Linked DNA regions of Homo sapiens: region 2 is linked to region 1. The links are chromatin contacts, found by Hi-C or POLR2A ChIA-PET in ENCODE. All regions are on one chromosome and are shown on one strand. The core of a region is the stretch at or near the end of the contact, and the rest is flanking DNA. Distances in the headings are between cores, read along the strand shown. Region 1 overlaps SLC38A1 (solute carrier family 38 member 1). Region 2 overlaps SLC38A4-AS1 (SLC38A4 antisense RNA 1).

Evidence for each region. Hi-C counts contacts between places; a loop is a spot of excess contacts on that map. ChIA-PET counts read pairs that join two places held with the same protein, here RNA polymerase II (POLR2A).
Region 2: a map of Caco-2 shows a loop between it and region 1 (6-fold over the local background). The contact joins two enhancer-like sites. A Hi-C loop is called at or near these places in 1 of 168 maps with a recorded cell type or tissue (Caco-2). POLR2A ChIA-PET finds 5 or more read pairs at or near these places in 2 of 52 experiments (activated CD4-positive, alpha-beta T cell and activated CD8-positive, alpha-beta T cell).

The regions. Positions count from the first base shown.
Region 1 is chr12:46,259,824-46,262,874 of GRCh38, reverse strand. All of the region lies in intron 1 of SLC38A1 (solute carrier family 38 member 1), which reads left to right. Among named protein-coding and RNA genes, the nearest start is that of SLC38A1, 7.7 kb to the left of the region's middle. Within about 2 kb of position 1,619, at least 8 of the 41 ENCODE cell types and tissues checked have a DNase peak (open chromatin) inside an H3K27ac peak, as active enhancers do.
Region 2 is chr12:46,584,679-46,587,584 of GRCh38, reverse strand. The region is part of intron 3 of SLC38A4-AS1 (SLC38A4 antisense RNA 1); the gene reads right to left. Among named protein-coding and RNA genes, the nearest start is that of SLC38A4-AS1, 200 kb to the right of the region's middle. RefSeq lists enhancers at 811-1,565, 1,566-2,320. Within about 2 kb of position 1,529, at least 5 of the 41 ENCODE cell types and tissues checked have a DNase peak (open chromatin) inside an H3K27ac peak, as active enhancers do.

The DNA.
Region 1 (3,051 bases), core at 370-2,869:
AGGAGAAAGGAATTGTTCTGAGACTGTAACCATCATCTGGTATTGAATTATATAGTGTCTTTTATTACATTTTCTCTTTTCAAATAAAAGTCTATTTTTAAGATTTCTTTTTATAAATGATCCTCTTTATATGCAGCACTTTGTGATGCTTTAAAGTTCTTATTATTTCTGTTTTTCCTTGAGTATTTTGTTAGGAGTCATAACTTAGCTAGGGCTTAAAAACAAACACACAAAACTGTATCCATCTTTTTTAGTACAATAGCAATCCTTGATCAGAAATATCTTTAGAACAAAAAACATATATGCAAATAAAGAGATTTTTCTCAAGGGCTGAAATATTCCAGGCTGTTTTCAACTGCATGAGTTTTTAGTAATTATTTAAATCCATTAATTTTCAATTGACAAGAAATATTTTTAATTTTGTTGGTATTCACACTACTCATATACACTCACTGTTCTAATTAATTAAGATTCAATTCTTTTGGTGTTTTTTTTTTAAATGTAATATACAGTCTGTCCTCCTATATCCAGTTATAGGTTGACTTCATTAACTTTAGAGTTTATTTTTTCTGTCTTGAATAAATTGGAATTGTTTCAAAATTTCTGATATAGATAGGTTAGTTACCAACATCATAAGCTGGTCATGTTGATAACAGACATTTAAAAGATCATATGGGAACTTGAAGACAAGAGGAATTATGGAACGATTAAGAGCAGGTTTTGGGATCCTGTTAAGATAGGATGCACTGGGCAATTTGTCCAAGGAAGTTAGCGGTTCATCTCCATGCCCCACAAAGAGGGGGTCCATACTCATCCCCTGTGAGCTTCTGTAACACAGGGCTTCTTGCCCTTCACACTACTGGCATTTGGGGCCAGACAGCTCTTTGTTGTGTGTGGCTGTCCTGTGCATTGTATGATGTTTACCAGCATCCCTGGTCTTTCTCAACTAGATGCCTGCAGCACCCCCTCACTTACTGCAACCCAAAATGTCTCCAGGCATTGCCAAATACCTCCTGGGGGCAGGGAGAGGGACACAATTGTCCCCAGTTGAGAACCACTTCTTTAATACAACTCCTTCTCTGGACTTTTAGAAATCATGCCAAGAATTCTTAAACATTCCAAGCATAGTGGCTGGGACAGTAATGATAAATACCTTCCGTTTATATAGTTCTTTACAATACTAAATGCATTTTTACATAAATCCCACACGCCCAGATCAAATGTAAAGGAGATCAGGTGGTAAACTTAATGAAAACTATGAGGTAGGGCTATCCACATTGCTTCATGTTCCCATTTTTGTTTTGTTTTCCATGGGAAGATGGTGTTTGTGATGCTCACTGAATATATTGTCTGCAGGCAGGTGATCATAGCTTTCTTTTTAAATTTAGTCCTCATTTTTATTGTTAACATGTGTTTACTGTCACCATATACTAGACCTTTGAGATGTATGGTCCTTGTCCCCAAGGAATTGAAATTGTAAATAAAAAGATTACTGAAATATGAGCCCCCTTGCTATAAGCCAGTGAGTAATCTACACGAAACTGCTGTAAGAATTCATCACAGGTAAACAGTCAAGCAGGTTCTCAACTGGAACAATTATGTCCCTCTCCCTGCCCCCAGGAGGTATTTGGCAATGCCTGCGTTGGTCATTGGAGAAAGGCATCACAGAAGAGTTGGCTTGAATTTTTTAAAAAAGCAAGCAAGCTGGGCTTTGAAAGAAAGGTCATACTTAAGTTAGCATAGGCTTCATGGGAAGGTGGAGAGGGTGTGTCCAGGATCAGGGGGATGGTGTGAACAAAGCAGAAAACTGCATAAGAGTAGACCCATTGCAGGAATGGAAAATTAGAAGGAATATAGTGGGAGCATAAATTAAAGAGAAAGCTGTCTGAGGTTCTAGAGATTAGACCTCATCCTGTAGAGGGAACAGTTATGATTGGCAAGGCAGAAAGAGGAATGTGCAAGACTGTCTTTTCAGGAAGAATCTGCCTCTATAGGTGGGAGAGGGCAAGAAGCAGGAGGTAGCGTGGCGGAGAGTGACTGTGGCAAAGTTCAGGCTGTGAAACTGTAAGGAATAAGGGAAAGGAAAAGGATTTTGTGAAGGAATGTTGGCAGGACTTGGCAACTGATTAGATATGAGGTTGTATGAAAGCCATACTCAAGTTTCAAGTCTGAGTGACAAGGAGAAGGTGCATTATATCTTTAACAGAAATAGAATGCTGGCATGTGAGGTCAGGTGATGCGTTCTGCTTCAGGCATGTGGAATCTGAGGTAATGATAAACATCCTAATGGAGCAGTCCAGAAGGCAGCAGGAGTCTGAAAAGAATTTATGGAAATGTTTCTGAGAAGGAAAGAACCTGAGAGATAACCTCTCTTTCATGCCCTCTCATTTTACAGATGAAGAAACATGTGACATGTTAAGTGGCATGATCATGATCAAGTTGTATTTATGAGGGAGATCCTATTTCATAACGCAAAGGAATTCTAGTTTTATAAAGTGAAAAAGACTGGGAAGAAAGATCTGAAAGATGCCTTTGTAGAATGAAACTTGACACTACAGCCCTGAAGCCCTAAAAAGGAAAGAATTTGGAATATGTGGAGCAAGAAGAGTCGAGGCCCAAAGAGCTACTTCTACACAGAAAGTTGGGAGGAGGAGGGATCTGGCAGAGGAGACCAAGAAGGTCTTGGGAGGATGCAGTGTGGAGTTATTTGGGAGAAGTCAGAAAACAGGAACAATGGTCACAATAATTTACAAAACCCGGGCCAGACGCTGTTCTAAGTGCTGCACATGGACCAAGTCATGGAATCTTTATGACTGTATCAGATGGGTATTGCTTTAAGTCCATTTTACAGATGAGGAAACTAAGGCAAAGAGAAGTTAACCTTCTTTCCTGGGGCTACACAGCTTCTAAGTGGTGGAGCCAGAATTTCCTAATCAGGCATGATTTCAGGGGAGTGGTGGCAGGAGCAAGTAGTTTAGAGACTGCTAGCAGTAAAGAGAGGGGTGTGATGATAGTTCAAGGTTCTAGACAGAGTTATGTTCCAGATAAAGA
Region 2 (2,906 bases), core at 280-2,779, 320 kb before region 1:
GTCTCAGCCCACAAACTTCTTAAGCTGACAAGCAACTTCAGCAAACTCTCAGGATAAAAAATCAATGTGCAAAAATCACAAGCATTCTTATACACCAATAATAGACAAGCAGAGAGCCAAATCATGAGTGAACTCCCATTCACAATTGTTACAAAGAAATAAAATACCTAGGAATACAACTTACAAGGGAAATGAAGGACCTCTTCAAGGACAACTACAAACTACTGCTCAAGGAAATCAGAGAGGACACAAACAAATAGAAAAACATTCCATGCTCATGGAAGGGAAGAATCAATATCACGAAAATGGCAATACTACCCAAAGTAATTTATAGATTCAATGCCATTCCCATCAAGGTATTGTTGACTTTCTTCACAGAATTAGAAAAAAACTACTTTAAATTTCATATGGAACCAAAAAAGAGCCTGCATAGCCAAGACAATCCTAAGCAAAAAGAACAAAGCTGGAGGCATCACACTACCTGACTTCAAACTGTACTGCAAGGCTACAGTAATGAAAACAGCATGGTACTGGTACCAAAACAGATATATAGACCAATGGAACAGAACAGAGCCCTCAGAAATAACGCCACGCAACTACAATCACCTGATTTTCAACAAACCTGACAAAAACAAGCAATAAGGAAATAATTCCCTATTTAATAAATGGTGCTGGGAAAACTGGCTAGCCATATGCAGAAAACTGACCCTTCCTTACACCTTATTCAAAAATTAACTCAAGATGGATTAAAGACTTAAACATAAAACCTAAAACTTTAGAAACCCCAGGAGAAAACCTAGGCAATACCACTCAGGACATAGGCATGGGCAAAGCCTTCATGACTGAAACACCAAAAGCAATGGCAATAAAAGCCAAAGCAGACAAATGGGATCAAATTAAACTAAAGAGCTTCTGCACAGCAAATGAAACTATCATCAGAGTGAACAGGCAACCTGTTCAGAATGGGAGAAAATTTTTGCAATCTGCCCATCTGACAAAGGGCTAATATCGAGAATCTACAAGGAACTTAAACAAATTTACAAGAAAAAAATGAACAACTCCATCAAAAAGTGGGTGAAGGACCTGAACAGATACTTCTCAAAAGAAGACATTTATACACTCCACTTCCAAGAGGGGCAAATAGGAACAGCTCCGGTGTGCAGTTCCCAGCAAGATCGACAGAGAAGTTGGTTATTTCTACATTTCCAACTGAGGTACCTGGTTCATCCTGGGACTGGACAGTGGGTGCAGCCCATGGAGGGTGAGCTGAAGCAGGGCAGGTGTCGCCTCACCTGGGAAGCACAAGGGGTTAGGGGATTTCCCTTTCCTAGCCAAGGGCTGCTGTGACAGACTGTAACTGGAGAAACGGTACACTTCTGACAAAATACTGCACTATTCCCACAGTCTTAGCAACTGGCAGACCAGGAGATATTCTCCTGTGCCTAGCTTGGCAGGTCCCACTCCCACGGAGCCTTGCTCACTGCTAGTGCAGCAGTCTGAGATTGACCTGCCTTGCTGCAGCTGGATGGGGGGAGGGGTGTCCACCATTGCTGAGGCTTGAGTAGCTCACAATGTAAACAAAGAGGCCTGGAAGCAGGAACTGGGTGGAGCCCACCGCAGCTCAGCAAGGCCTACTGCCTCTATAGATTCCACTTCTGGGGGCAGGGCATAGTAGAACAAAAGGCAACAGAAAGCTTCTGCAGACTTAAACATCCCTGTCTGACAGCTCTGAAGAGAGCAGTGGTTCTCTCAGCATGGCGTTCGAGCTCCGAGAATGGACAGACTGCCTCCTCAAGCAGGTCCCTGACCCCTGTGTAGCCTGACTGGGAAACACCTCCCAGTAGGGGTCAACAGACACTCAAACAGGTAGGTGCCCATCTGTGACGAAGCTTCCAGAGGAAGGATCAGGCAGCAATATTTGCTGTTCTGCAGCCTCCACTGGTGATACCCAGGCAGACAGGGTCTGGAGTGGACCTCCAGCAAACTCCAACAGACCTGCAGCTGAGGGGTCTGACTGTTAGAAGGAAAACTAACAAACAGAAAAAAAATAGCATCAACATCAAAAAAAAGGACATCCACACCAAAACCCCATCTGTAGGTCACCAACGTCAAAGACCAAAGGTAGATAAAACCACAAAGATGGGTAGAAACCAGAGCAGAAAAGCTGAAAATTCCAGAAAGCACAGCAACTCTTCCCCTCCAAAGGATCACAGCTTCTTGCCAGCAACAGAACAAAACTGGATGGAGAATGAATTTGTTGAGTTTTCAGAAGTAGGCTTCAGAAGGTCGATAGTAACAAACTTCTCCGAGCTAAAGGAGCATGTTGTAACCTATCACAAGGAAGCTAAAAACCTTGAAAAAAGGTTAGACAAATGGCTAACTAGAATAAACAGTGTAGAGAAGACCATAAATGACCTGATGGAGTAGAAAACCATGGCACAAGAACCTCGTGATGGATGCACAAGCTTCAATAGCTGATTTGATCAAGTGGAAGAAAGGATATCAGTGACTGAAGATCAAATTAATGAAATAAAGCAAGAAGACAAGATTAGAGAAAAAAGAGTGAAAAAAAAACCAAACATAGCCTCCAAGAAATATGGGACTATGTGAAAAGACCAACTCTACATTTGATTGGTGTAATGGAAAGTGATGAGGATAGTGGAACCAAGTTAGACAACACTCTTCAGGATATTATCCAGGAGAACTTCCCTAATCTAGCAAGGCAGGCCAACCTTCAAATTCAGGAAATACATAGAACACCACAAAGATACTCCTCAAGAAGAGCAGCCCCAAGACACGTAATTGGCAGATTCACCAACATTGAAATGAAGGAAAAAATGTTAAGGGAAGCCAGAGAGAAAGGTCAGGTTACCCACAAAGGGAAGCCCATCAGACTAACAGCAGAT